Linked DNA regions of Homo sapiens: regions 2 and 3 are each linked to region 1. Evidence: read pairs that join two places in POLR2A ChIA-PET (ENCODE). Cell type or tissue: Caco-2. All regions are shown on one strand. Each heading gives the region's core, and the rest is flanking DNA. Links, peaks and the distances in the headings are about the cores only.

The links. Peaks named below come from ENCODE experiments on the same cell type or tissue, not always from the same donor. Only the 100,000 strongest peaks of a DNase experiment are listed, where the experiment ranks them.
Region 2: POLR2A ChIA-PET joins it to region 1 with 5 read pairs; 4 of 35 experiments call an interaction of 5 or more read pairs at or near these places.
Region 3: POLR2A ChIA-PET joins it to region 1 with 5 read pairs; 2 of 35 experiments call an interaction of 5 or more read pairs at or near these places.

The regions. Positions count from the first base shown.
Region 1 is chr2:16,028,516-16,038,329 of GRCh38, forward strand. No RefSeq gene overlaps it. Among named protein-coding and RNA genes, the nearest start is that of GACAT3, 17 kb to the right of the region's middle. RefSeq lists an enhancer at 5,770-6,270. In Caco-2, for the core only: no CTCF peak of the experiment used is centred there; a DNase peak (open chromatin) is centred at 5,736.
Region 2 is chr2:16,098,496-16,108,309 of GRCh38, forward strand. No RefSeq gene overlaps it. Among named protein-coding and RNA genes, the nearest start is that of GACAT3, 53 kb to the left of the region's middle. RefSeq lists enhancers at 4,499-5,329, 6,161-6,990, 6,519-7,718, 6,991-7,821. In Caco-2, for the core only: no CTCF peak of the experiment used is centred there; DNase peaks (open chromatin) are centred at 4,596, 5,977 and 6,594.
Region 3 is chr2:15,978,350-15,988,163 of GRCh38, forward strand. No RefSeq gene overlaps it. Among named protein-coding and RNA genes, the nearest start is that of MYCNOS, 42 kb to the left of the region's middle. RefSeq lists an enhancer at 1,976-2,763 and a silencer at 2,238-2,532. In Caco-2, for the core only: no CTCF peak of the experiment used is centred there; DNase peaks (open chromatin) are centred at 2,341 and 4,167.

The DNA.
Region 1 (9,814 bases), core at 2,911-7,910:
AGCGGCACTGAGTGATGTATTCCTTTTGATCAATTCATTGGCTATTTGTTGGCTCCAATCACATGCAAATTTCTAGGTCTCTGTGGAGCTCATGTTCCAGCAAGCATACTTGTGGACATTGGTGCTCAGGATACTGAGTAGGAAAGGAATTCACTGTGGGCTGCGAAAACCTGGGGAGACCCCCGGGATGGGATTGGAGATGGCCTTTGAGGCCTGATTAAGAGCTTGTCAGGGAAGAGGCATTTCAGGCAGAGGATGGCATGAGCAAAGGTTCAGAGGCAGGAACCGGGCTGGCAGAGGAGGTGGCAGAAACCCACCTTGCCTCAACCCTCTCATTTTCCGTAAGTTTGACCCCAAGACGGGGGAGGCTCACGGATCAAGTGTGTTATGCAAATGATGCTTAAATGTCAAAAGAACACTCAAGTTCTCCGTTGTGGGGGAAGTCACGGGTTATGGGAAGATTTGCCCCAAATGGTCTGCAACATTATGCTATAGTTTTTATTGAACTGTTCCCATACAGAATGACAATGATAGTCCATTTTGCATGGGGTTTAGAGTGGTGTGTGTGTATGTCATGGGATCTCCCCAAGGTAGATGCCATATCTGTTGGTCACTGTGTCCTCAGTAATCACCATACAGGTTGGTTCTTAATAATTTTTAAAAATAGAAATAAAAATTCCTTTAAGACATCATAATTGATAATCCCACTATACGTTCCAGAAAATCTGTTGCAAAGAAATAATCAGGACCCAGACAAACATTTATACCAAAAATGTTCATTACAGAAGTATTTGTATGAAAAAAAAAAACAAAACCTAAGGTGAATGCTTAATTACACTATGGTCCATCCTATGCTATTCTAGGTATGATTGCAGTAGAACCGGAACCTGATGTAGATATTAAATAGCATGTTTACAGAGAGGTGTTTTTTTTTGTTGTTGTTGTTTGTTTGTTTTTAAGAACGAGGCTCACTCTGTTGTCCAGGCTTGAGTGCAGTGGCACAATCTCGGTTCACTTTAACCTCTGCCTCCTGGGCTCAAATGATCCTCTCACCTCAGCCTCCCAGGTAGCTGGGACTACAGGAATGCCCCATCATGCCCTACTAATTTTTTTTTTTTTGTAAAGATGGGGTTTCGTCATGTTGCCCAGGCTGGTCTCAAACTCCTGGGCTCAAGCAATCCTCCCGCCTTGGCCTCCCAAAGTGCTGGGATTATAGGCATGAGGCACATGCCTGGCCCTACACAGAGTTTTTCATCATATGAGATATTCTTAGGACATACTGTTAACGCAAAACATTCAGGGTGTGAAATTATAAACACAAAATGACCCCAACTATGTAAAAACAAATGCATATAAAAAGCCTGGCAAGAAATACACCACAAATGTCAGTAAGTGCTTGTCTGTGAGATGCTTGTTATTTTCTTCCTTTTGCTTTTCTCTGCTTTCTAAAATGGGTATGCCTGACTTTTATAATAGGCAGAGCAAAAGTCACGGAAAGGGTGGCTATTGCGCTTCTTTAGATCCTGACTCAACATTTTCACGAGTTAAAAGTAGAATGTTATTTTTGCCACCTAAAACCCAACATGAAAGCCATGAAGGGTGATGAGCGCGCTGGGAAGGGTGGGTGGGTAAAGGTCCCAGCGGAGCCATCCAGGCAGAGGAATGAGGTCACAGAGTTGGCGTGATGAAGGGCTGGGGGGTCCCCACCTTGGTGGTTCCCACCCCTGCTCCTGGGCTACCTGAAAAGGTAGCTGGGCAAATGCTGGGGGAACCTTCAATTTTACGGCAATTAGGGGCACCCGTGGGCTGGGCAATCAGCCGAGGCTCTGATCTGGTTAACCTCGCTGGGGGTCAGGCCGCGCTGACCTCGCAGTGTTCTCACTCCGAAGCCGCAGCTGGGTCAGTGCTCCCATTGTGTGACCGGTCGACATTAACTCCCGGGCCAAAGAACAGGGCCTGCTCCCCACAGCCCTGCCTCCCGCCCAAGTGGGCCAGCTTTGTTCGCTTCCCATTGGCTCCCATTGTGCCTACTCAGGGGGAAAAAGCCTGCGTTCATTTCCTTACTCTAATGGCTCCATCCTCTTCCAGCCCATAAGCATTTTGTCACTGTGACCCCAGAGGTTATTCAGGCCTTTTGATCTTGCCTACCTCCAGCCCAGTTTCCCAGCTGCCCTGCGGACCCACCACCCAGAGGGTGAGCCTATGGGCAGGATTGGGCCCCGGGCATGAGGAGGGGTTACCTAAGCGGGGGCGGTGTTGGGGGGATTGGAGACCAGGGTGGGGTGGGCTCCAGCGGGAGGCATTTCAGTCTTTCTCTCCATCAGAATCTCCTCTCCTCCTGGAAATCAAAGGCCCAGGGCCTGGGGCCTTCTTCCCTCGGGGAAGAGCCAGGAGGAGCTCTCTCTAAGGCCTCCAGCCCTCCATAGCTGCCCAGCGAGCCGGGCCTGTCTGTCTCCCACTCTTGGCCCCGGTGCATTTCCTAGGACTTTCTGTTTGCTTGCTGGACAGTCTTGTTGTCCCTGGATGTTCAGCCCTGCCCCCCTCACTCCGTCTTCCACAAGTTCTCCCCCACACTCCACATTAATGTAACACTGCCCTATCCCTGTAGCACGGGGTCTATGACAACACTTTGGTGGCCAGCTGCCGACAGCCCAGCTACTTCCCCTTACCTTGGGGTCCACTGTGACCGCCAGCTCCTGGGGACAGATGCCTTGCTTTCTGTATTGTTGGAGCCTCCCTCCCCACCCCACAGCCTGGAACAATGAAGGGTAGTGTTCAGTCCCTTTGAGCCAGGAATAGGGTGACTTCGGATGTTTTTAGAAGGAGCTTTATAGACTAGACAGGAATGAATAAGGTTTATGACCCAAATTCTTCTGATAGGCGTCTAAGATGTTGAGAGGTGGTAGAGGTACTGGAAAGGGCTTGGTGAGTTTTTAAAACATGAAAGGATCGATTTATTTGCTCACTTATTTGTACAAACAGGAATGGAACCCCTTCTCTGGATGACTGTTAAATTGCTCTTAGCACTGGGAAAGCAGACGGTAAAAGACTCTAGTCCTGCCCGTGCTGGGTTCGTAGTCTGGTAGTGGTGACAGGTACACAGAGAGGAACTCACGACCCACCAGGAGGTCTCCTGACAGCTCAGCCCTTATGCATGTTTAATTCTACACAGAGGGAGAAGGAGCTGGACCTTAAAGAAAAGGTTAAACTTACTGAGACAGATGTAAAATGTCCACCACACCAAATTTATTAGGCAATATTGTATAGCCTGGGAGAATTAATCTATTTCCTCCAAAGTGAATAATCTCAATTCAAATTCCAATTAATGGCTTTGAGGAAACTACACTGAAGCATCAAACAGCAAATTAAATACAGCCTTTTCTGTTTGCCTCTCGACAGCCGGATGCACTTTATTGACATTTGTCTCTATGCCTCTTCAGGAAATTTGGGCTCGCCCATCGGCAGCCAGCCAGCACTGCCTGTGCTCCGTGCCAGCCCTTCAGGAATCTACCTAGAGTCCCCTCTCCAGCAGGGTGGAGTCTATTATGGGTCGATTAGCTGCTCCTTTTCAGCGCAGATTTAACACTGTCCAAAAGGTAAACTTACGTTTTCTCATTAGTACATTCTCCTTCATTCATTCATTTCCAATCTATAATTAATTCTTTCTCAGTTAATGAGTTATTTTCATTTCTTCATTACACAAGTGCTTTGCTAAGTGCTTGGCACCATGCTAGGTTTAGGAGTTATAAAAATGAATACAGGGTGGTCTCTGCTCTGAAAAAAAATTATTTTAGTGAGGGTCTCTGATGAGGCCACCTGGGAAGTGCTGTGCTGAGGGAGAGAAACATATTAGGGAAACCTTTGGGAGGGGCCTTAACTCTATTTGGGGATAGCCAAGAAGGCAAAAGCTTTGCTGGACAAGACTACACTGAAAGCTTTCCTTTGTATTTTTTGAAAAGTGTTTTAAGAGATGGACTCTTGCTATGTTGCCCAGGCTGGTCTTCAACTGGGCTCCAGTGATCCTCCTGCCTTGCCCTCCCAAAGTGCTGGGATTACAGGTGTACACCACCATGCCTGGCTCCTTGAATGTGTCTTAAAAGTTAAAGAACTATCAGGTGAGGAAAAGGGGAGGGGTGGAGAGTTGTGTTTAAGGTCAGAAGGCAGGTGGATTAATCGGGGAGACCTTGGAAACAGGGAGGAGGTTGGCATAGGAATCCAGGCTGGACCCCAAGTAGGCCCTGGCCCTCGTTTCCGCAGCGCCCCTTCAGGGTGGGGATTGTGCATCCCATCAGTGTGGTTTCTTTTTTTTTTTGGAGACGAAGTCTCGCTCTGTCACCCAGGCTGGAGTGCAGTCGCCCAATCTTGGCTCATTACAACCTCCGCCTCCTGGGTTCTTGCAATCCTCCTGCCTCAGCCTCCCAAGTAGCTGGGACTCCAGGTGCGCACCTCCGTCCTGGGTTAATTTTTTGCATTTTTAATAGAGACTGGGCTTCGCCATGTTGGCCAGGCTGGTCTTGAACTCCTGACCCCAGGTGATCCACCCGCCTCAGTCTCCCAAAATGCTGGGGTTACAGGCGTGAGCCTCCGTGCCCAGCCCCATCAGCATGGCCTCTGCTGGAACATCCCACTGTGTCCTGGGCATGGGCCGCAGTTTGACCATGACCTCCTGATAGACTGCAGCTCTGGACACCAGATTTGCCCATACCACTCTTTAGCAGGACCTACCTTTGTCCCTCATAAACTCCCTAGCAGCATGGGGAAGCTCCACCATCCTCCAGAATGGTTTGCCTGGTCTGTGCAAGTAGCTTTCTTTCTTTCTGTTTTTAGTTTTTGGAGATGGAGTTTCACTCTGTGGCCCAGGCTGGAGTGCAATGGCGCCATCTTGGCTCACTGCAACCCCCACCTCCCGGGTTCAAGCGATTCTCCTGCTTCAGCCTCCTGAGTAGCTGGGATTACAGGCGTGCACCACCACATCCAGCTAATTTTTGTATTTTTAGTAGAGACAGGGTTTTACCATGTTGGCCAGGCTGGTCTCGAACGGCTGACCTCAGGTGATCCAGCTGCCTTGGCCTCCCAAAATGCTGGGATTACAGGCGTGAGCCACCTCACCCGGCCGCAAGTAGCTTTCTAGAACACTCACTGCCTCTGGACAGTCCTACATTTAGTTGAGCGGCGTCTTCTCCCCCACCCCACTCCCCGGATATGTGGACAGATGCCGCCGAATGCACTGTCTGGATGTGAGGCAGAAATATAATTATTTTCCTTTCTCATAAGGAAAAGCTAATTACTAGAAGGAATCCTAGCATAATTACACAGTTAGGCTTAGCGTCTTGGTACACATTGCTTCCTGGCAAAGACGTCCAGTTACCTTATAGCCATTTGTTGGAGGCAGGGGCGGCCATTTCTGATTCTCTCCTGCTCCCCTACCCCATTGTCTGCCCCTCACTGATGACCCCTTGGGGTGGGTAAACTGAGTCAGATGCCCAGGTAACAGGACCAGGGAGCAGTGCCTACAGCCGTCGGCTCCTCACTGTCCCTTGTAGGGGAGTTACCAGGCCACTCACACAGAGGGGAGAGCTGGTGCTCAGGGAGCCTGTGCCACTCGCTCGGGATCTCTCCTCTCCCTGTAGGAATTGAAGCTGGGATTGGAACCTGGGTCTCTCTGGCTGGAAAGCTTCCCCCTTTCTCCATGACAGCCTCGCCATGGGATGTTTGACTTAGCTGTCACAGTGCCCCATGTGGACGGCCAGGGAAGGAATGAGGAATGTGCTTCTCAGTGGGCCGGGCCAGGTAGGGGGAATATTTGCAGTGTGGTTGAGCTCCTACTGGCATGCCCTGGCAGAGAGGGTGGGATCCCAGGTGTGGTCCTGGGGGGTGGAGGGCAGCAGTGCCCAGCCCAGAGGGGGTGAGTGTGTCTCATCAGGGGTGCTTCCATCCCTGGGGGCCCACCCCATCCCAACACAGACAGGGAGGCAGCGCTCTACAGAGGAGGGCCAGCTGGCTTTAAAGTCTGTGGTTTTCTCCACAAGGAGAGATGGGCCAGGAGACAGTATGAGGATGTTCCAGGCAGAAGAAAGAGAAGAGCAAAGAATTGAGCAAAGGCCAAATACTGGAAGTGGGTCAAACTGGCAGGGGTGGAGTGGAGATGGAGGGTTTGGGGGGAAGTGGGGTGGAGGGGAGTGTTTTGTTGAGTGAGTGGTGACTACTGGCCCGGATCACATGGCACCACTGTGAGTTCTCATCTGGAAGGGGTGGAGCTGACTGCAAAGGTTCCTTCCTATTTGACACTCTGTAAGTCAATATTTAAAATATGCTTAAATAGTTAGAATGCTGTTTGGACACATTGATCAAGGATGTTAAACTATTCATACCCTTTGACTTAGTAATTCAACTTCAGGAAATCTTTCTGAAGAAAATAGACATATAAACAAGGATGTTTGTTACAGCATTGTTTATAACAGGGAAAAATTGGGAATAACCTAAAGATCCAGCACGAGGGGATTCACTGCGTAAACTCTATTACATCCTGACAACAGGTTTTCAGACAGTAGTTGAAAGGATGTTTGTGAAGACTTTATAAAAACAAATGGAAATGGTTATATCATAATACTATGGGGGAGAGACACCAAGAGGTCAAATGATGCATTTAGTCACAATGGTGAACACACACAGTCTCATAGAGCAACAGACATGGAACTAGCATACGGAAAAGCTAGAAAGAAGTATTAATGGTATTTGTCTTTGGTTGATGAAACTACAGGGAATTTAAAAACTATTTTACTTTGCTAATAAAAAGGACAAACTTGGCTTGCCAGGGTGGCTCACACTCATAATCCCAGCACTTCGGGAGGCTGAGGAGAGCGGATCGAAGAGTTCAAGACCAGCCCGGGCAACATGGTGAAACCCTGTGTCTACAAAAAATACAAAAATTAGTCGGGTGTGGTGATGTGCATTTGTAGTCCCAGCTACTCGAGAGGCTAAGGTGGGAGGATCGCTTGAGCCCAGGAGGCAGAGGCTGCAGTGAGCTGTAATTGTGTCACTGCACTCCAGCCTGGGTGATGGAGTGAGACCCTGTCTCAAAAGAAAAAAAGAAAAGATAAACTGTATTAATATGTTAAAAAAAGTTAAAACACAAAATAGGAGCAACAAAAACAGGACAAAAACTCTAGGACAAGGGCTGGACAATTCTCATTCCTCTCTGGCAGCTGCAGACTATGACTGGTCCATGCCTTGGCAGGAGACAGCCTCAGGCCATAGAAGAGACCTTGGAAACAGACAACCATGTAAGGAAGCTTTGGAGGTGGGGGTGATGGGGGACCTCAGACCGAAAGGCAGGTTTCTTAGTGAGTTCAACTCCCCTGAGGCTCTGACTGGAGCCGTCAGGTCGCACTGAATCTCAGGGGTCTGTCAGCACCTGCAGTGCCTGAGCTGACATGGAGAAAGTTGTGAGTCTATCTAGGGTTTTGCAAAATGTTAAAATGGCCTAATTTCTGTCTTTAAACTTCTTAGGACACAGTGGGAGGCCAAGTGGTTTGACGGTCGAGTTTAGACTGTAAGCTCAGAGAATCAGGCCCAAATCCTGCTTCTACTTCTTATTCCTCCTAAATTCTTGGGTTTTGTCTGTCAAAGAGGGAATTATAACCCAGGCTCCAAAGAGGTAGGCACAGGAATTTAAAGGAGGTCTTGTCTGCAAAGTGCCTGAAACAGAGGAGGGCTCAGCACCCGGTAGCTCACGTTTGCAGTACTCTTCTTAGCTAACAGGTAACCTGACTTCACTGCTTCTTTCTTTGTTGGTGAGAGGCGTTTTCCTGGTTGTGAGCAGTGGCTGTGACCATCCAGTTTTAAATTGGCCAGTTTGGTTAATGACATGGCCTAGCAGGCAGTCCTCATTGTGTGATGAGCACTAAATTAGTCCCACAAAGGAAATTGCTTTACTGATGTCCTGTACTGGTACCAATGAGAATCTTCTTCTCTCCCCAGGATAAAGCAGGTGGCCAATTGCTCCACGCTGCCGAAGGGTTTTACATGTCTGAGACCTGGAGGCAAAGCTGGCTTTTACAGGGGCTGGCTTGGCTCCTGGGGAGGTGAGCTTGTGTGCCCTTCTGACATGTCTTCCACCTGCTTGGCACCAGTTTAGTGAACACCTTTAGGTTCCATGGCTATGAGCAAAATCTTCCCATTGTTGCTAAATGGAGATTTCACAAAGGTTGATGACACGTATTTTCTGACCAAATGGTTCAGGGAAACCCTGAGAGCTCCAAGATGACCGAATAAGCTAGGGGCTTAGATGGCTAGGATTTTTGGGGTTGCAGGGGAGACTATGTTGTCTAGAAAGGCCTGCTAATTGATGCCTGCTATTCCACCATGCCAGCCCCAACTCTGCAGAGCCTTGAAGGCACTTAGGTCTCAGGTCTCTTTTTCCAAGGTAGACCATCTTGGGAAGGTCACGTCCTATACCATTACTGGTAGCTGTCATTAGGTCAGGTTAATAGGAATTAGTAAGGATAGAGTGCTGGCTAGGTCCTGAGAAGCATGGCCAGGCAAAAGTCAAACCAGACAGGAGAACAGCAGTGGAGACAACACAGACCAGCCCTCTCTGATCCCCTGGGATTTAGATTCCATCTGTTTTTAAGTGTAGTTTGAAGTTAAGCCTAAAGCATGATAATGATTAAGGTAGGAGAGAATCTAGGGAACCATCTTGCATGGGGGTGGGATGGGTATGGGATGGTGTCAGGGAGATAGTGAGTGACATTGGTGCATGATGCACAGGCAGGGGACATCGAGGGCTTGGCTGTTCAACTAGGACCTGAGGGGTGGCCGAGATGACCCTCCAGAGTCACTTTCAAGCCCAAATATTTGCCTTCCATTCTTAATGCAGCAGAGAAGTTCCTTCTGATTTGTTGATCTCTGGTTGATACCCGAGCATTGGGGTTGTCATGGAGTCAGGATCGACTGAGGAAAGTGAATTGGGAGCTGCCACAAAATCGGATTCATGCCCACATGGCTATTCATACATTTCATACATTCACATTAAATGCTGTCATGTGAGGACTCCTAACGTCCCTGTGCCTGGACTGTAAGTAGGAAAAGGACCATAGCATGTCTGGGCCATACTTTTTCAGATGGGGAGAGTGAGGTCCAGAGGGGAAGTGACTTCCCCACTGTGAGTCACAGAAATAATTCACCCCAGTCACCAGGCCCCTGTTTTCTTGGTTTCTAGACCCTCTATCTCCTTTTTGTGCCCTGAGTCTTGGATCACTCCCCCCAGGCAGGGCTCTTAGGCGTTTCCTGCCTCATGTGTACAATTGTGAGGATTTATTGTAGCTGGGATTTTGTTTCAAGCCTTTAATATGATTAGCAAACATCAAATATCAAAAGCTTATCTAGTAAACACCTCCCGTCCATGCCATGGATGTTATGGTCAGCTCTGGATTGAAGTCGAGTCACATTTCAAAACAGATGCAATTTCAAGAGGCCAGAGCGAGGCCGCCGCATCTGCTGGCTGTGATCTTTCGTGTGCAGTAAATGGCATTGTTGGAGAGCTGGGCTGTAAAACTCAGCCTGGTCAGCAGGACCTGCTCACAATGCAGGGAGCTTTCCGGGGGATTTTAAAAATGCAGTCGAGCACTCCGAGCCTGGTGGGCAGTCTGCCGGGGCAAGAACAAGCCGTCTGTTCAAGACTGGGATGTTCAAATCAAATATTTGTAATCTTTGACCAAAATTTAAGTGATACTCTTAGGAACCAGTGGGGTTTCCAGGAATGACTCTGTCAGGGGAGGAGGGAGGGAGATGGTGAGCGTTTGTAAAAGAAGAC
Region 2 (9,814 bases), core at 1,874-6,873, 69 kb after region 1:
AATTTTCTCAGCCTATTTGGGTACTCATGCAAAGTAATGAAATATAATCAACAAACTGTTTTTGAATGTAATGAAATTTTCATGAATGATAAATTCATCAATTCAGGAAGTGGCATATGAAAGAACTTTACATTTCTCAGACATTTGACTTACCATCCATCTGCTTTGACCTTGCAGTTTTCATTTTGTGTTGCAGGGCCAATCTTTTTTTTTTTTTTTTTTTTGGTAGAGTCTTTCTTTGTCACCCAGGCTGGAGTGCAGTGGTGCCATCTCGGCTCACTACAACCTCCACCTCCCAGGCTCAAATAATTATCCTGCTTCAGCCTCCTGAGTAGCTGGGACTACAGGCACCCGCCACCACGTCCAGCTAATTTTTATATTTTTAGTAGAGACGGGGTTTCACCATGTTGGCCAGGCTGGTCTCAAACTCCTGACCTCAAGTGATCCGCCTGCCTAGGCCTCCCAAAGTGCTAGGATTACAAGCGTGAGCCACCGCGCCCAGCCCAGGGCCAATTATTTTTTGTTTTCAGATCTCAAATAATTTTGCAGGACTCTAAAGAGCTGATAGCCCGGTCCTGTAGCTCTAGGGCCTAACAGATAAGATGACTCTGATTGTAATGATGCTGGTATTTCCTTGATATGAAGAGCCCCAAAGTCTCTATAGTTGTGTCTCCAAAGTGGCAAAGTGGAAGCCACATAAAGAAATCACTCCCCATTACCAATTATCTTTTCAAGTGTGTCACGTACACTGCTCTGCTGCTGCTCTGTACATGGAACATATTGGGCAGGGATGATTACCAAATAATTCTGGAGGCTCATGGCTTTGAAACACCAATGAGACAGAGAACTTGATGGTGGAAAAACTCTTCCCGAGAAGAAAATAGGCCATAGATGGGACTTGCCCAAGTCTTCCTTAGGGAGTGGGAAAGATAAGGGAGCTCACATTGCCAAAAACCCAACCCAACCCATGGTGTACTGGGGATTTTAGGAATTTCATTTGTCCCTCTGATATCTTTTCAAAGTGAAGATTCACCCCATTCTACAGAATAGACCACTGAGGCTCAGAAAGGCCAATACTTGACCCCAGTGATACAGGGACAAGATCTCGGATCTGCCTAATTCTAAGGCTCTGCTTTCTCTTCCTGCCATTGTGGATGGACAGAAGTGTGTGACATTTTTAGAGGAAATGAGCACTATGCTGTGTAGTTTGTGCTTGGAATACCAGCAGGATTAAGAAAATTGCAGGACTGATACCTTTTAGAATTTTCCATTTGCAAAAGCCACAATCCTGTAACAAACATCCCTACAACAAAAACTCAAGATGAAAGAGCCAGAGAGAAGCAAATTAAAGGCTTGGAAAGATGCAAATCAAGTCTTTGTCTAGAGTAGTGGAGCCAAGAACCTGGTGGCTTTACTCAACAGGTATTCACTGAGCACCTACTCTGTGTAGGAGACCCTGAGAGATGATAACCTCTCAGTCTTTTTTCTTTTTTCCTTTAAATAGGGATGGGTTCTCGCTATGTTAACCAGGCTGGACTTGAACTCCTGGACTCAAGTGATTCTTGCCAGAACTCCTGGCCTCCCAGAGTGCTGGGATTACAGGTATGAGCCACCATACTTGGCCAACCTCTCAGTCTTAAGTCCTCTGTTACATGTAGACACCAAGGTGCAGTGGAGAGAGAGGCTGCAGAAGAGTTGGCCTATGACACAGAAGATTGGAATTCACAAACTTTCCACTCCCTGGCAGTGTGGCCTTAGACAAATGAGTGCATCTCTGAGCCTTAGCTAACTATTTGGTAAGATACAGGTGACCATTCTTGCTCAGTCTACCTCATGGGCCTGTGATATTCTCAAAGGTCCCTGGTAAACAGGTGTGTGGAGAGTCCTCATTATGACTCCCCCTAGAGTAGGCCCTTTTAGAGGGCAGGAGTGTCTGTGTCTCTGTCTTCAGCACAGGCCTGGCAGACAGCACATGGGCCCTTGTGAGTGTGGGAGGCAATCTCCTAAATCTTAGCTGAAATACAACATTCGTCAGGATCTTCCTGCTCTGTTCACACCTTACACATGAATCCAACCTCATGGTGCACGGACCAGGGCTCTCTTCTTTGAACCTGCAGAAGATGCTTCATTAAAGGTCAACTTTGTTTGCAAAATAACTTTATGGCTCTTTCTGTAAAAGCTGAAGGACTCCAGTGGTCATCTCACTGAAAAGGAAGTTTCTTCCCTAGCAGCTGAGTCTTCACAAATAATATTCTCTTTCAATTCACACCGCAGATTAGGCAAGGATCCTTTGTAACTCCCAGTACCACAGGTCTGAAAGGGCCCTTGGAGGTCACATATTCTTATTCCTTTATTTTGCAGATGAGTTTGCTGCAGAGTGCAGAGGAACTTGCTGCAGGTCATAGATCAGGGCTGGTCTTAGAGTTATGTGTCCTTCCTTCAACTTGATGAAAACAACTCTCCTGGCACTTCTCTGGAGCAAAGCCGGCGGTCCTCCTTGGATACGGTGAGCCACCAAGCTGGGCTCTAAAGCAGGTGGACAAGTTCAGGGCCCCCTGTTAGGATGGGTTCACAGTCATTCCGAGGCTTTTGCAAGTGTTTTTCTGGTGCAGGGCTCTGCACTGGCTCTCCAAAGAGAGACACAAAATGGCTATTTTTGCAGATACACTCATGGTGGGAATGGCCGTCAGCCAAAATGCCCCGATGTGCTTCTCAGAGTGTGTGGATAGACCTCCCTTCCTCCTCCAGCCATGAACTCGCAGGGCCATGGGAGAAGATGGGTGTCCTGCAGGTCAGGGCTGAGAACAGTGGCTGACTGATGGCGACAAGGGCAGTCCTGAGTGGCCTGCACAGCACCTAGATCTGGAACCCAGAGGAGTTGTTGGCTGCAACAGCAGATTAGTCAAACTCCCAGATGGCATCTCTGAGCAGGGAGTTTGAGGTAAAAAGGCCTGGACTTCCTTCCTTCTTCACTAAAACAGGACTGGAGAATGAGGTCCTTGCACTGTAATTATACTCTGGCAGGAAACAAATAACTAAGGCATTTCTCTAAGTGAGGAAGGAAGGAAAACATCCAAGGCTCTGGGGATCCTTCAGCTTCTGCTCTTGTGGCATTGGAATAATAAGAACAACCATCTACTCTTCAATCTTTGCCAAGCCCCATGAAGTAGGTATTTTCCACCTTAGTCTACAGATGCAGGAATGGTGGGTTGCCCACAGCTGCAATGCTGGTCAGTGGTGTCACAGAGCTGGGACTGAATTGTACTTGTGCCCAACTCAGAAGCCCCGCAGGTCTCTCTGCCTCACCTGCTGTTATGTGGAGGGGGCACTTTCTCTTATGAGCTCAGCGTAGTCACAGGTGCACAGCGATGCCCAACCAGGAGGCAGAAGTCCACCCTTCACTTTCCCTGACAATTTGAGTGCCTGGGTGCACTCAAGGAAAGGGCTCCTGTTCCTTTATACAAAAGTGCTGTCTGTTCACAAGCCATGCCTCCTGGGGCTGCACCCACCCCACAGGGGCGCCTTTTTTCTAATTCACATGGAGGGACCAAGTAGACTAGTGGTGGCCTTATATTAGCTGTTGTCAATTGAACTTCTTTGGGCCTGAGTTTTTTTCTCATAAGAAGTGAGGCTCTTAGGATGCCTTCTTACTTACAAAGTAAGTGTTGGGGCTTACTTACAAACACCTGCAGGTTGGCAGATGTTTGTAGGCCGGCGTGTGTGTGTACGAATGAGAAGCATCCCTTCTTAGACTCCTGTCTCCCTGGGCTCACGGTACTTCTACTGGTCATCCCAGTTCCTGGGTTGGGGTTCACCCAACACAGGCTGCCTCAGCCTGAACTTTGCGGTGATGGATTGGTGACCAGGCCCTCACCACAGGGCTTCCAGGGACCACCAGTCTCTGGTGTAGGCATGTACTAGGAGGAAGGGATTGAGCAACCAGCTGCCCTGTGCTCTGTAAGGACCCATGGTGCACCCCCACTGCAGCCACTCTGGGGATGGACCCTAACCCGTCTCTTTCTCACTGTCTGGCTTTTGTAAATATCCCTGGCCTCTTCTTTGCCCAGCAGATTCCTGTTCTGCTTCCTCTGTCCCATGCTGAGCACACAGCATGGAGCGCAGCCCTGGGCGCACAGTAGGCGCTCTGCCCTGCTCCCTGAACTAGTGGTCAGGTGAACGAGCCCTGACTTTGCTCTGCCATTGCTGGGCTGTGTCCCTCGGATTGCGCCCCCCGTTCCCACACGCCTGGGCCCATTAAGCTTCCATCTCTCACCTCGTTATCGCCTGGGCTTGGGGGTTCTTGGCTGGGAGGTCCGAGGTGTCCCAGCTTCCCCCTAGGCAGAGCCCCTGCAGGTCTTATTTAGGGAAACCCCCACACGCAGAGGGGCATTGTCTCAGTGGGTTGAAAAGGCTACTTTCCTCCAGCTCATTGATCAGATCCCAGAGAACAGTGGGGAGCCTGAGCCCAGGGGCCGAGGCATCTTGAGGGGCTGGGGCTTTCTGAGAGCCTTTATCTCAGCACAGGAGATAAGACTCCAGTGGCTGCAGGAGCCATAAAGCAAGGAGGGGCTGGCAGTTGAGGATCCCGGGGAGCCGGGCTTTGAACTCTGCCCTCATGGGGGTGGGAAGCCTTTATGGCTGGGCTGCTCTGGGGCCGAGGTGGGAGCAGAGCCATCACGGGAGAAAAGAGTCCCCAGAGCCGGCCCCCTGGCACCCAGACTGCACGGTGAGACAACGGAGCCCGGAGTGGTGGGACCAGCGGCGGAAACAGCGCTCCATCCGGGCTTTATTGACTTGTAAACGGTACCATTAAAGAGGAAGGCCTCACCTTGGCTGGAAGCAGCTGTGTGCGCTGCCGTAAATCTAGGGCGAGCTCTGAGGCTGCAGCCGGGCCTGGCAAATGCCAAGCATGCCCTGGGCAGAAGGGGGTGCAGGCCAGGGATCCCCACCACACCCAGCTCCTAGCTCCACTGAGGGGCTGAGTATGGGAATTTATAAGAAGGATGTTTACCAGGGGAAATATCAGCGGCTAATTAGACTTTGCAAATAAAAAAACTTTTCAAACTTTGTTTTCCACTTTTTTTTTTTTTTTTTTTTTTTAAGAGAAGGGATCTCGCTTTATTGCTCAGGCTTGTCTCGAACTCCTAAACTCAAGCAATCCTCCCGTTTTGGCCTCTTGAACGCTAGGATTACAGACGTGAGGCACAGCACCCAGCCATCCAAAAAAAAATTGTTAAAAAAGAGAAAAATGTCTAGACATCTTTGAGTCTCCATTTGCAAATTTAGCCCAGAAAGAAGGACATTGAGAAGCCGAGGCTTAGAGTGGCCTGCAGAGGAGTGAGCGAAAGTCCATCACGGTTTCTTGTTCACTGTGTATCCGCGGACTAGCTCCGGAGAAGCCCAGGTCTCAAGTTTTTCTTTCTTGTTTTTTTTTTTTAACATAAAGAATAAACATAATACCAGCTCTCAAAGGTTGGCTATGATGATGGAATGGGATGAACGTAGAACACCTCACCAGTGGGAGGGGCTCAACAAGTGAATTTTCTCTCTTCTCCGATTGACAATAAAACAAAACAGAAATTGGAGATATTGGCCCTCTTTTTGTTTTGTTCCCCTGGAATTAGCTAACCTTGCACAACAAAAGGCTAGACTGCTAGCTGCCTGGGGGCAGGGACAGCCCTGCCTGGTTCAGTTTTGTAGGTTAGTTGTTAGGAAGGAAGCTGGTGTAGAATTCTGAGAATGTTTTCTACAAATGTTGGGTGAATAAAAAAAAAACAGGGGACTAAGAAAAAAGAAGGAAAGAAAGAGTGGAAGGAAAGGAGGGTGGAAGGAAGAACACAAGGTCACTTTTCCTCTGGACAAAGTCCAGAGTTTTTGGAAGAGAAGGAAAGGAGAAGCAACATTTGCCACCTCCTGCTGTGAGCCCAAATGTTATAAAACTTAGTTCTCACAACCACCAGGAGGGCCCTGAGGATAATTGCCCAAGCTCTGCTATTTACTTATTAACCAATAAGTAAATCTGTCTTCTGGGCAAGTTATTTGCTGAGTGGGTGAGTAAGTTCTTTGTGCCCCTGACTTCTCCTCTAAAATGGTGAGAATTAAATGAGATAATAGGTGTAAACCCATTATACAGTTATTGGCAAATACTAAGTGCTCGATACATGTTGGATATGGTTATGCTTCACGATGAAGAAACAGAGGTTAAGTAACTTGGCCGATTCACAAACCTGAGAAGCACGTGGCTGGATTCCCACTTTGCTTCTAGAGCTCACACCAGTTCTCCGGGGTCTGCAGCTCTTGAGGCATCACAAGGAGTGGTTTGTGGAATCCCCACGCCACATGGTCTCAGAATGTATTACCAGACAGAACTACTAAAAGGAACTCTTTAGGGGACATAACTTTTAGGCTGAGCTGCTGGAAAGGGTTAATTGGGCCACTGGGATTCTTATCTTTGTCTGAGGGATTCCTTCATTCATTAAATAACAAACAGATAAATAAACAAACAAAGCCAAAAGGAGGTAAGATCCTTAATGCTTACAGAGCCCTTACCCAGCCCAGCCTGAGCCAGGAGCTGCAGGAAGCTCAAAGCTCTAGGACAGGGCCCCTCACCTCCCTGTCTCCAGGGACTTAGTATTTGCTAATCACTGCTTGTCACAAGTAGGACATCCTCAGTGCTGTGTGTTGATGGGAATCAGTTTCTTATCGTATAACAAGGAGGCTGGATGGCAAGTGGCGTTTACCACCATCTAGAATTCTCTAACGATTCACAGTGAGAGAGATCTCAATCCAGGAACTACCATGGTCCCTCTGCGTCTGGGATTTCAGCCTAGCCTTTGTAGGTGCTGGAATATGCTTAGATAGCTCTCAGGGCAAGGCACTGTTCTGTATGTCCACACATACTAACTTATTTAATACTCACCTCAATTCCACTCCTTTACTGTCAAGGAACTGAGACACGAAGAGTTTAAGCCCACACAGCCAGCATGTGGTGAAGAATTCGACTCCGCACAGCCTGGCGGCAACGTCAGCGCCATGCAATGCTGTCTCCCTGCAAAACAGATCCCAGTAAAATGGAATTCAGTTTACAAAGTGGCTATTCATCTTCCAAGGAGGGATAGAATGAAGGAGCTAAAGACAGAGGGAGAGAAGAAAGAAATGCAGAACAGGGAGCGGAAACGGGGGCTCCTCCCTTGCAGCACCTGAGACACGTGATCTCTCTGCCTGTTCCTTCCTCCAGCACCCAACCCCCTCTGCCAGCAACTTCCAGATAATCCCACTAAGAATTCCAAGCAGGTCTCATTGCTTCTTGGAAAGTAGCCGGCAGAGGCCCACACCCTGAGCGTGCGAGTCCGGTTCCGAGTCCTGAGACTGGCAGAGAACGCTCCTGGGAGGGGTTGGCCTTCCCATTCCCCTGAGTCTGGGCCCAGGCCTGCCACATTCCATTCTTCAGGTCTTAAAAGCCTCCTATTCTTTTACAAATCACTGGTTCAGACCTAAATTATCCAGATAATTGAGCCGCCTGGCCCGTCATTTTGTTGGCATAGACACCATTTATGTGTAATCTGAGAATATTCTATCTGCCGCGGAGTTTCTTCCAAAGGCATTATTTCTAACCTTCTTTAAGAAACAAATTTCCTGTTGCCATGGAGATCATCTTTTGGCTAATTTTATCAGGCTCAGGAGCCAGGCTGGAAGCAGCTCTCTCCTGTCTCCCAGGTTCTCTACTTTGCTGAGTCCCAGGTTGTCTGTCAAACGAGGCTCTCGGATCTCAGCAGCCTGCGCATGAGACAATTCAGATGATGGCTACATTTTGGTTTTGAATTTTAAAAGCCTTGACATCATCTGCACAGGCATTTTTGATTTGTTTTAATGAGAAAACACATACAATAAAGATTCAGAGCTGATAAGTTTCATAAATGCATGCTTTCTGGAACCTGACTGTGAGGAAACTGTTAAAATGAGAAGTTTCTGAGCTAGCAAAGACTGTAGAAAATTCAGAAAGAGGAAAAGGCATTGCTTGGGCGCCAGGCCTTGTGCTGCCCTGAGGTGTACTAGGGGAAGCGGGGAATGGAGCGTGCAATTTGCCTCTTTCCAGCTATCTGGGGATAATTAAATTGCGTCAGTGCTTGGAGGGACTGCAAGGGTCATCTCTTTTAAAACTCTCATTTTATAAATTGGGAAATTAATCCAAATTCTCTGGAGTTAGATTTGGTTCTTGGGAGGGTTTGTACCCAATGTCTCTGGACTTGCAGTCACTTGGGATAAAATCCAAACGAAATCCTCCCAGGCTGGACCAGGCACATCTCCCTCCAGACTCTGAGGCACTCACAGCTCCCGTGCAGCCTGCTTTTCTCACCTCCGTGTCTTTGCACAGTCTACCTTCTGCTCTTTGGAATGCACTTCCACTTTCGTACCCTCTTGGACAGTTTTCGCTATCCTTCAAAGCTCACCTCAAGTGTCACCTTTTCAGGAATTCTCTAGGCTGGGTCAAGTTGTCTTACGAAGCCTTCACACTGTGCAATTATTTGCACATGTGCCATTTTGTCTACTGGACAGGGATCTCTTTGGGGAACGTGTTCTAGTCACCTCAGAGTTCTGGCTTGGAGGAGACACTCACTGAATGAAGAAATCAATAATCCCAACAGTTAACATAGGAGAACCTACTAAGCACAGGTATTGTATTAATGTATTGGTTCACTTAATATGAAGTGATATTAATATTAGAAGGTTGATACCTCCTAGGATTAGTGGGAATGTTAGGTGAGCTAATACATTAATAGCTAATACATTGTTTGACTGTTGAGGAAACTGAGGCATAGCAAAGGAACTTGCCAAAGGCCACGCGGCTAGACAGTATTGGAACCAGGATTCAAACTTTGGCGATTTGCGTCCAGATTTTTCACTTTTAACAGTTATGGGTTCAGGATATGCTACCCCAAAATATGGCACCTTGGCATTTTAGAAAACACCAGAAGCAGGGAAGTTTTTCTGACCCTGTCCTGCCATTCTCCCCTGAGGCAGGCCAGAAAGAATTCTCTGACCTTTCTCTAAAGTGGGTCCAGAGGGTTCCTCTTTATACCCAGACGAAAGGAATGAAGACACAGAGGCACAGATAATAATCTGGATAAATGTGTCTTACTAAGATCCCCGCCACCGTAGTTTATTCACATTCTTTTTTATTTTTATTTTTATTTTTATTTTTATTTTTATTTTTTCGAGACAGAGTTTTTGCCCTTGTCGCCCAGGCTGGAGTGCAGTGGTGCGATCTCAGCTCACTACAACCTCCACCTCCCAGATTCAAGCAATTCTCCTGCCTCAGCCTACCGAGAAGCTGGGATTACAGGCATGTACCATCATACCTGGCCAATATTTTTGTATTTTCAGTAGAGACAGGGTTTTACCATGTTGGCCAGGCTGGTCTCAAACTCCTGACCTCAGGTGATCTGCCTGCCTCAGCCTTGCAATGTGTTGGGATTACAGGCGCGCACCACCACAACGGCTACTTTTTATATTTTCAGTAGAGACAGGGTTTCATCTTCTTGACCAGGCTGGTCTCAGGCACCTGACCTTAGGTGATCTGCCCACCTCTGCCTCCCAAAGTGCTGGGATTACAGGCATGAGCCACCCTGCCTGGCCAGGTTGTTCACGTTAGATCAGACCATTTTGTCCTTCAGTCACACTTCTGAATGACTGTCCATAAAAATACCGTTCTCCAGCCAGGCACGGTGGCTCACGCCTGTAATCCCAGCACTTTGGGAGGCCGAGGCGGGCGGGTCACGAGGTCAGGAGATCGAGACCACAGTGAAACCCCGTC
Region 3 (9,814 bases), core at 1,637-6,636, 51 kb before region 1:
CAGTTTCTTAGAGATGAAACTGGTCCAAGATAGATTGTCCAAAGCCAGACGGAGACTGGAACTGAGATGTTTGGCAAAAGGTCCTAACAATGACTGTGGTCAAAGGTGACCTGAGAAAATGAGGTAAGCAGGAGAGTGTGCTGCCTGGACTTAGTGTAGTGAGAAGAGTATCGAATCCCAGTTTCACCAGGTACCAGCTGCATCTCTTGACTGGCCACTTACCCTCTCTGTGCCTTGGTTTATCCTTTGTAAAACAGGCCCCCTGATATCCGCTGGGAGGCAGATCAGAATCATCTATTTGAAAGCCCTTTGCAAACTGGGAGTAGCAAATGGAGGTGACCCAGGTCAGGAAGAAAGGGAGCCTGGGATTTATTTTGAGCCCAGATGGTGTGTGATGGCAGGCAAGGTACCAGGCCTCAGTTTCCCACTTTAAATAAGAGGACATAAAATATGGTGTGGGTTTTTTTTTTTTTTTTTTTGAAAAGGAGTCTCACTGTCACCCAGGCTAGAGTGCAGTGGCACAATCTCGGCTCACTGCAACCTCTGCCTCCCAGGTTCAAACGATTCCCCTGCCTTAACCTCCCAAGTAGCTGGGATTACAGGCGCCTGCCACCACGCCCAACTAATTTTTGTTCTTTTAGTAGAGACAAGGTTTCACCATGTTGCCCAGGCTGGTATCGAACTCCTGACCTCAAGTGATCCACCTACCTCGGCCTCCCAAAGTGCTGGGATAACAGGCATGAGCCACCACGCCCAGCCAAAAATGGTGTTTTGAGGGAAAGAGATGAGGAGGACTTGGTGGATGAGGAGGTAGAGAGAGAAACTCAAACTCTATAACCGTGGTGTTCTCCCTCCCCTGCTCTTCAGGACACACTGCAAGTTCCTGGGGATGACTAGAACCCCACAGCAGCAGTTAACTGTGGGGAAGGCCAGTTTCCTCCGTGCTAGGAGGATGCCCCGGCAGGGTGTGTGAGAGAACATGGAAGCCACTGTGTGCTTTCTTTCCCTTTTTACAGCCTGGGAACCTGGGGAAAGCTTCCCTCCCTGTGTAATAGAATGCATGTGATGGCATTTCAGGACCAAAAGGGTCCTCACAGGTCAGCTAGTCCAACTGTCTGTCTGATGCTTGGCGTCCCTGTGAGGTCCCCAGCAGGCCCCAGACAGGAACGTCACCTTCCAAGTGATGTTAAGTACTGACTAGTCCAATACTGACTACAAAAGAAGTTTATTTTTATTTTTGAAAAGTGTCCAGGTGCCAAAGATTCACAGACTTTTCTTTCCGTTTTTTTTTTCTTTCTTTTCTTTTCTTTCTTTCTCTCTTTTTTTTTTAAGAGACAGGGTCTCATTATGCTGCCCGGGCTGGTCTCAAACTCCTGGGCTCAAGCAATCCTCCTACTTCAGCTTCCTAAAGTGGTAGGATTGCAGTTTTGAGCCACCAAGCCCAGCCAGACTTTTTTTTCTTCCTCTTCTTATTTTTTTGGAGACAAGGTCTTCCTTTGTTGCCAAGGCTGAAGTGCAGTGGCACAGTCACGGCTCACTGCAACCTCTGCCTCCTGGTCTCAAGCCATCCTCCCACCTCAGCCTCCCGAGTAGCTGGGACCACAGGTGTGCACCACCACGCCTGGCTAATTTTTGTATTTTTTTTAGTAGAGATGGGGTTTCGGCATGTTGACCAAGCTGGTCTTGAATTCCTGGGCTCAAGTGATCCTCCCACCTCGGCTTCCAGAAGTGCTGGAATTAACAGGCATAAGACTTCGCACCTGGACAGAATTTTCTTTATCTAAAATGGTTTGCTCATATCCTCATCTCACAGACACTGTGTATCTACTTACACCATTCATTAAATAACAGTAACAACAACAAATACCTCAAGCACTTATTATGTGCCCCACACTGTCTTAAGTGCTTTATGGATCTTAATTCATTCATCACAATGACCCTAGGAGGGGCCTATTGTTCTATTTTTATCCTTATTTTACAGAAGAAGAAACCAGAGCACAGAGAGGTTAAGTCTTTCACTAAAAGTCACACAGCTAGTAGACTTTGGGGCCAGGATTCAAATACAGGCAAACCACAGGTCTTGACCCCTATGCATGTGGCTTGCCCTGATCACCACAGGGTGTGGGATGCCTTTATCCGCTAGCACTTTCAAAGGTCATTTTCAAATGGCCTTTAGCACTTTCTGCCTTGTATGAAGCCTCGGTATCTGGGATTTCACCTTCTCGGGGTCAACCATTCCAAAGCCCCACTGGAAGTCCCAGCCCTGTGGACGTGGTATTTGGTGGCGATAGCCGATCTGAATTGTGAGCCGGCCCAGCCCAGCGCAACATTTGCATCTCAAAGAAGCTCTGTGATTTTCTCGAGATTCCAAACACAGTAACTGCGGGGAGGGCCCCATGGTATTTGCAAGGTTGAGAGTTTGCAAATGCCTGGAGGCTGACCCCTGGATCTCCTTCACCCCGGAGACCGACCAGCACACCATCTAACTCAGTGCCTTTCACATCGTATTCAGTCTGAGAAACAGTTTTGGTGTTTTGTTTTTTCCTACCGTGTGCAAGACAACAGATGTTTGGTGACTGCATGAAAGAAAAATTTTTTTCTTTTCTTTCATTTTATTTATTTATTTATTATTGTTATTATTTGAGACAGAGTCTTGCTCTGTTGCCCAGGCTGGAGCGCAGTGGCACGAACTCGGCTCACAGTAACCTCTGCCTCCCAGGTTCAAGTGATTCTCCTGCCTCAGCCTCCCGAGTAGCTGGGATTACAGGCACACACAACCACGCCCAGCTAATTTTTTATTTTTAGTAGAGATGGGGTTTCACCATGTAGGCCAGGCTGGTCTCAAGCTCCTGACCTCAGGTGATCCACCCACCTTGGCCTCCCAAAGTGCTGAGATTACAAGTGTGAGCCACCACGCGCGGCCAGAAAATTTCATTTCTGAGGAAATGACATATTGGACCTTATTGGCTCTCAAAGACAGAAAAGATGTCCAGTTCTTTTGTTTTGTTTTGTTTTGTTTTGTTTTTCAGACGGAGTTTCGCTCTTGTTGCCCAGGCTGGAGTGCGATGATGCAATCTCGGCTCACTGCAACCTCTACCTCCCAGGTTCAAGCAATTCTCTGCCTCAGCCTCCCGAGTAGCTGGGATTACAGGCATGCGCCACCATACCCAGCTAATTTTTTGTATTTAGTAGAGACAGGGTTTCACCATGTTGGTCAGGCTGGTCTTGAACTCCTGACCTCAGGTGATCCATCTGCCTTGGCCTCTCAAAGTGCTGGGATTACAGGCGTGAGCCACCGCGCCCGGCGTCCAGCTCCTTCTTTTCCTCACCCGTATCTCCCATGAATCTTGTGACTCTAGTACCAGACAGGCCTCAGTACCATGCTCTGTGTCCTGTTCCATCTCCCTGGATGCTGTCACTCCAGTCTCTGTTCAGGAAATCCTACTCTTCCCTCCAGGATCGGCTCTCCTGTTAACCCCATGAAGGCTTCCCAGACCCCCAATGGAACAACCTGCCGCCCCCCCATGCTCCCCTTCCTGTAGAACTGGGTGCTGTGCGCAGGTCAGCACCTTGTCCCTCAGGTGTCTCTTGGGTCCCTAGGAGTCCCCTGGGTCCCACCTGCTCCCTGTATCCCTCCACAGTGCCTAGCCCAATACATAGCTCACAGGTGGGCTCAATTCAGGTTGAACCCAATCCAGAGAAAACCAATTGAAATACATCTAATTTAAGCTTTGCTCTGTCACAGGACTGTGGGATGGGAAGAAGTGATCGCCTCTTCGGCCCAGATTCCAGGTAAATACGTTCTTCCATTTCAAAAGGCTCCCTCACTGGTCCTGGAGAGGGGAAGTAGAGCTGCTCGCCCACTTGGGCTAGCGATGGAGCTTATGAATTCGGAGTTTTCATTCCACCTGGATCTAGGAAGTCTTTTTTAAGAGTCTACTGCGCCAGATAATCTCTGTTCCCCACAAGCCATTCTCTTCTGTGCCTCTAAAGGATAAAGATCTATTTGTCTCTGTGTGTATGTTACAAAAAATGAATGGGGATTTAATTACAGCAGCTCATTTCCTAAAAGGAAGTCCTATTTACGATGCACCATATGTTTTGCCAGCGGCCGTACCCCTGAGGGCTGGAGTCTTGTCAGATCTCCTTAGATAAGCAGGGTTGGGCTGCTTTGGCCTGGACTGGGCCAGGGACCTGGGAGGACAGGCAGAAGGATCCAGGAAGTGAGGAGGGGGACAAAGGTAGGTTTCCAGCCACACCCCGAGCCCAGACCACTGGAGAGCATCAGTCAGCAACCAGGGAAGGCCTCCCTTGCTTCAGAGAAGGTGGATTCAGAGGCTCAGACAATTTGTGATGATTAAAATCGCCTGGCTTTTTTCATCTACTAAAGTGGCTCTTGAGGGGGAGAGAGTCTCTCTGATCCTTCCTTTCGTGGTTTTAATTCCCCCTCTGCCACTTCTGAGCCGGTGCAGATGGCTTCCTGGAGTTCTGAGAACCTTCTAGCAAGGGATGCCGGGCAGGCAAGGGGAGCAGGGAGCTGAGGAGGGGGCTTGGCTCAGTTCTAGTACTCACTCCTTCTTTTAATTGTCTACTATGTTTTCTCTTTCATGGGGCCTACGATTTTAGAGGCCAGGAAGCTGAGGAAGGGCTGTTCAGTACTTCTTAGCTGTAGTTGAATGCAGTTGCTGGAACCTGCTAGTATTTGACACAGCTTAGGAGATTTATCTCAGTCTTACCTTTTCTCTTCTTCCTTTCCAACGTGTTCTGATTCTCTTGCCTCCTCTCTCTGTCTCGCTTTTTAAACTCCATCCCCAGAAAAGTGGTGAACGCCTTCTCCCCGCATGCTGCTTGGAGTGTAGACTGTGAATTTCCCGTGCCAGCTACAATGTCACTGGCTATGATCTCCAGTGGTGGAGGTGGACACCAGAACCTTAGAGTGTCCCTTCCAGCTCCTACACTCCATCAGGTCAATCAGCAGGCAGTCCATTTTTTTCTGCTAAAAGGGTCTGGCCACCTGTGGAGGACACCCACCTGCTCTGAAGCAGGAAGGAACCAGGCAAAGCCAAGAGAAATCAAGCGACTTCCTGCAGGTTGAGCACTTGATGGAAATTAGGATGGGAATTGCCAGTCCTTGGACAGTGGTCCTGGAAGTCTCAGAGACTCGAGACCTGATTTCATTGTAGACACGAGGATAGGGCTGAGGGCTGGCTGGTGGCTGGTTGGTGAGCGGGAGAGTGTGTCTACATAGGGATGTGCCCGCTTACCCAGTGCACATCGGGGGCCCTGCCACCTCCCCCGCTGGGGTCCTGGGAGCCCCTGGAAGACAGGGGCTGACCTGCTCAGTATCTCACACAAAGGAAGTGTTCAGAAGACACCCACAAGCACCACAACCAGATGCCCATGGGCTGCCCTCCTGAGCCTGCCCCAGGTCTCTTCAAATCCTCTGGACACAGCTGCCCTCTGCCTTCCCAAGGGGCCAGATGAAGCCTCTTTCAGGCTCTCCATTTCCGAGACTGTGGCTAAACCTGTTGGCCTCCTCTTCGCATTATCTCCAAGGAGGAATTACATGGGATTTAGATCCATTTAAGAAAGTGTTCTTCTAATTTCCTGGGACTTAAAACTCCGTCGGGCTCTCAGCTACCCCTCTCTAAGTAGAAGGTGATTTGATTCAAGATGCTTTTGCTAATTAGAAACCCCCTTTCACTCTCCTGTTACACAAGAATCCAGGGCACCACATGACCCTCTGAAAAGCTGGCAAGTTTTGCAAAACGTATTTTTAGCTAGAATCAAAGGGTGAGATTTTTGCTCAACTTTGCAACAATGAAGCTGTGATCTCCCTTGCTCTCCTCTTCACTCTTTCCCCTTTCCTCCTCTCCGCACTCTCTCCCTCTCCCCATTTCCCTCTCCTTCTCCCTCTTGCTTCTCCAGCAGGGAGGCCGAGACTGTGTGAGTGCATGCATGTGTGTTCACGTGTGTGTGTGTGCATGCATGCATGTGCGTGCCTGTGTGTAGGTGTGAGGGCCTGGTGGGAGTGTGGGCCGCAGTGCCAGGCGGCCATGCTGCATTTCTGGATGCTCATTGTTCAGTCCCCGTCTCCATGGCGACGGGAGCAGCTGCTCTGTTCTGGGCCTTGGCTGGGCTGTGCGGGGCGGCCTGCCCGCCTGTCTGCCTGCCCGCCCGCCTGCCCGGCCGTGGGAGCTGCCAGCGCCTTGCCCTCCCGCTGCCCACAGGCCCTGCCAGGCTGGGCGCAAGAAAGCGTGTTTACTAACACCATCCACACGGCTCCCTGGGCATGGTGGCTCTGCCCAGAAGATGTCAGGCCGAGGGCACCGGGAGGTGGGCCTGGAGCCAGGCTGTCTGCAGCCCGGAGAGACAGTCCCGGCCGGCTGCTGCCCTGGCCTGCCAGTCTCTGGGCGAGCGCAGGCACTGGGGGTTAAGAGGCCCCCATGAGGCCCTTTCTGAAGTGAACGTTCCCTTCCTGGAATGCCTTGCCAGAGCCTCTGGAACGTTCCAGCCCCAGCGCCCGGTCTGCCCTACCTGACAGCTCTGTCCGTGGGGGCCTCGGTCCTGCGCCGACTGCGGAGCCATGAATGTCCAAAGCACTCACAGACGCGAATAAATGATGCGTATGGGGGTGACCTCAGAGATAGCTTAGACCCACAAAACCTCAGAGCAAACCCCAGGCTGCGCAAGGACAGGTCTCTGTCAGACCGAGTCCTGTCTGGCACTGGGCTGCCCTATTGGGCCCCTTTCAAGACTGGGCCTGGCCTCAGCCCAAGCTCGGGGACTGTGATCCCTATCCCGCTCCTCACCCTCTCCTTGCTTTTCCAGATCGCTCCCCTCCTCACTTTATCTCGGCCTCTCCTTCCCCCCGTGTCTTTCTCCTAGTGCTTCTCCAGACAGGCCTGGACTCTGTGAGTGTGAGCCTGTGTTTCTGTGTGTGTCTCTGTGTGTGTCTCTGTGTGTGTGTGTCTCTGAGTATGTGTCTATGTGCATGTGTCTGTGTGTCTCTGTGTATGTCTATGTGTGTGCTATGTATATGTGCCTGTGTGTGTATGTATGTGTCTTTCTGTGTGTGTCTGTATATGTGTACAGTGTGCCTGTGTGTGTCTCTGTATGTGTGCCTGCGTGTCTGTGTGTGTTTCTCTGTGTGTCTCTGCATGTGTCTTCGTGTGTGTCTGTGTGTCTGCATGTCTTTGTGTGTGTGTGTGTCTGTGTGGCTCCGTGTGTGTCGGTGTGCCTGTGTGTCTGTGTGTGCCTGTGTGTGTCTGTGTGCCTGTGTCTGTGTATTTCTCTGTGTATCTCTGTATGTGTGTCTCCGTGTGTGTATGTGTGCTTGTGTGTGTCTGTATGCGTGTCTCCATGTGTGTCTGTGTGTGTGAGTGTGTGGGTCTGTGTGTGGTCTGTGTGTGTCTCTGAGTATGTGTCTCTGCATGTGTCTGTGTGTCTCTGTGTATGTCTATGTGTGTGCCTGTGTATATGTGCCTTTGTGTGTACGTGTGTGTCTGTGTGTGTGTCTGTGTATGTGTGTCTGTATATGCGTGCATAGCGTGCCTGTGTGTTTGTGTGTGTGCATCTGTGTGTGTGTTTCTCTGTATGTCTCCATGTGTGTGCCTGTGTGCCTCTGTGTGTGTCTCTGTGTGTCTATGTATGTGTGTCTCCATGTGTGTCTGTGTGTGTCTGTATGTGTGTCTCTGTGTATATGTATGTGTGTCTATGTATCTGTGTGTCTGTGGATGTGTGTGTGCGTGCATTACCTTTGGGAAGTTAAGGATATTTCTTCTCTGAACTTTGCCATCAGCACTCAGCCCAGGGCTGAGCCGTGATTGACAGGTTACTAGAAGCTGGTCTGAAAACCTGGGAGCAAAGGGCCAGATGGCCCCGGCCTGCAGCCGCATCTCTCCCTTCCTCCCCCGCAGAGGTGAACTTGCTGTCTGTCTGCTGTGCTTTCCTGAAAGCCCCCGGCCCTGAACTGAAAACATCTGCCCAGCGTTTCCCTCATGTCCTGATCCCTCACCACTGTTTCCGTAGGAATTCCTGCCGAATGCAAACTGAGTTCTGTGTAAACTCACCCCTGTTCCCCATTGACTCAATGATCATCTATTACATACCTGTCAGGGCCAGCCCTGGGAATCATGGCACAGTTTGGGAGGGCCTAGCCTTGCCAAGGCCCCTTTGTCTGTACTGCAGCTGTTTCCTGGTCAGATTCTGCCCTGTGCCTGCACTGAGCCTGGGCATTTCCCTTCAGCCTCTAAGATGTACATCCCTCCAGGCCCTCCGGATCTAAGACCTGTCACTTGCAAGTCACCGAGAGTGCTTTCTCCCTCAGGAGTTTGTACCCCACCTCTGACCTGGGATGTGGAATTAGAAGCTGCCTGTGTCCTGAGGAAAGGGATCTCAGGCCCCGGCCAACACTCTGGAAAAATATTCTCAGGGTATCTATCTCCAGGTTCCTGTTTGGTCGCCTGTGGTCCCTTGAGGGCAGCCCTGACCCAGGCCAGGACCTGCACAGGCATTTGGGAGGTGCAGATGGGGGCTTGTGATGCCCAGCCCTGGCTGGGGCATGGGAGTTGGAGAAGGATCTGTTCATGAGGAACTGGCTGCTTGCAGGGGCAGTGGTGCCCGTGGTCTTTTTTTAGACTGAGTTTTGCTCTTGTTGCCCACACTGGAGTGTAGTGGCAAGATCTTGGCTTACTGCAACCTCCTCCTTCGGGGTTCAAGCAATTCTCCTGCCTCAGCCTCCTGAGTAGCTGGGATTACAGGCATGAGCCAACATGCCCTGCTAATCTTGGTATTTTTAGTAGAGGTGGCGTTTTACCATGTTAGCTAGGCTGGTCTCGAACTCCTGACCTCAGGTGATTCACCTGCCTCAGCCTCCCAAGGTGCTGGGATTACAGGTGTGCCCGGCCAGTGCTGGTGTTTTAAATCATTCATTCAGTGTCTACCACACACTAAGCATGGGATGAAGTGCCTTCCACATGAGCCCTGCCATTTAATCCTCATAGGGATCCTGTGAGGTAGAAATGATTTCATTTTGCAGGTAGGAAAGTGAGGTTCGGAGAGTCTAAGTAACTTACCCAGCTCTGAAGAACCCACCTGTCTTCCTGAGTCATCCTGCCTCACAGGGCTGGTTCATGTCTCTCCCTAACGGTGCTCTCCAGAATCAGCTTCTCCTGGAGAAGTCAACAAGGACACTTCATGAGCTCCACCCACTGCAGCACCCTCCGCCAGGCTGCCCTAGCCACATTTTACCTCCAGGCCTCTGCTTGCCTGCCTCTAGTTGATTTCTTCTGTCATTGCCAGAGGGAGAACCCTCAAATCCAAATCACTCAAGTAAGCAAGCAAGAAACAGCAAGAAAGAGGAAAACGGAGCGCAGAGGACACTTGGGAGTTGAAATGTGGGGTATACCAGATTTCCCTGGGCACAGGCTGAGATTTCTGTTCCCTTACGTGCCTGGGATCTATCAGCAGCTTACGCAGGTTGAAAGCTCTTGGTAAAGAGCCCCACCATTGGGCGAACCCAAGGTTAGAACAGAGAGTCACTAGTGAAGATGCTGGTGACTTCGGTAAAACATGACTGCTCATGATTTGGAAACAGAAGTTAAAGACAATTTGAAAAAGGTCCCCAAATCTCTGCTTAAGGAAGAAAGTCTTTATAAGGACTTGGGCAAATAGTCCCATGAACGAAGGGTCAGGGGGGCCTCTTTTGGTGATTTATTTATTTATTTATGGAGTCTCGCTCTGTCATCCAGGCTGGAGTGCAGTGGTGTGATCTTGGCTCACTGCAACCTCCCCCTCCCGGGTTCAAGCGATT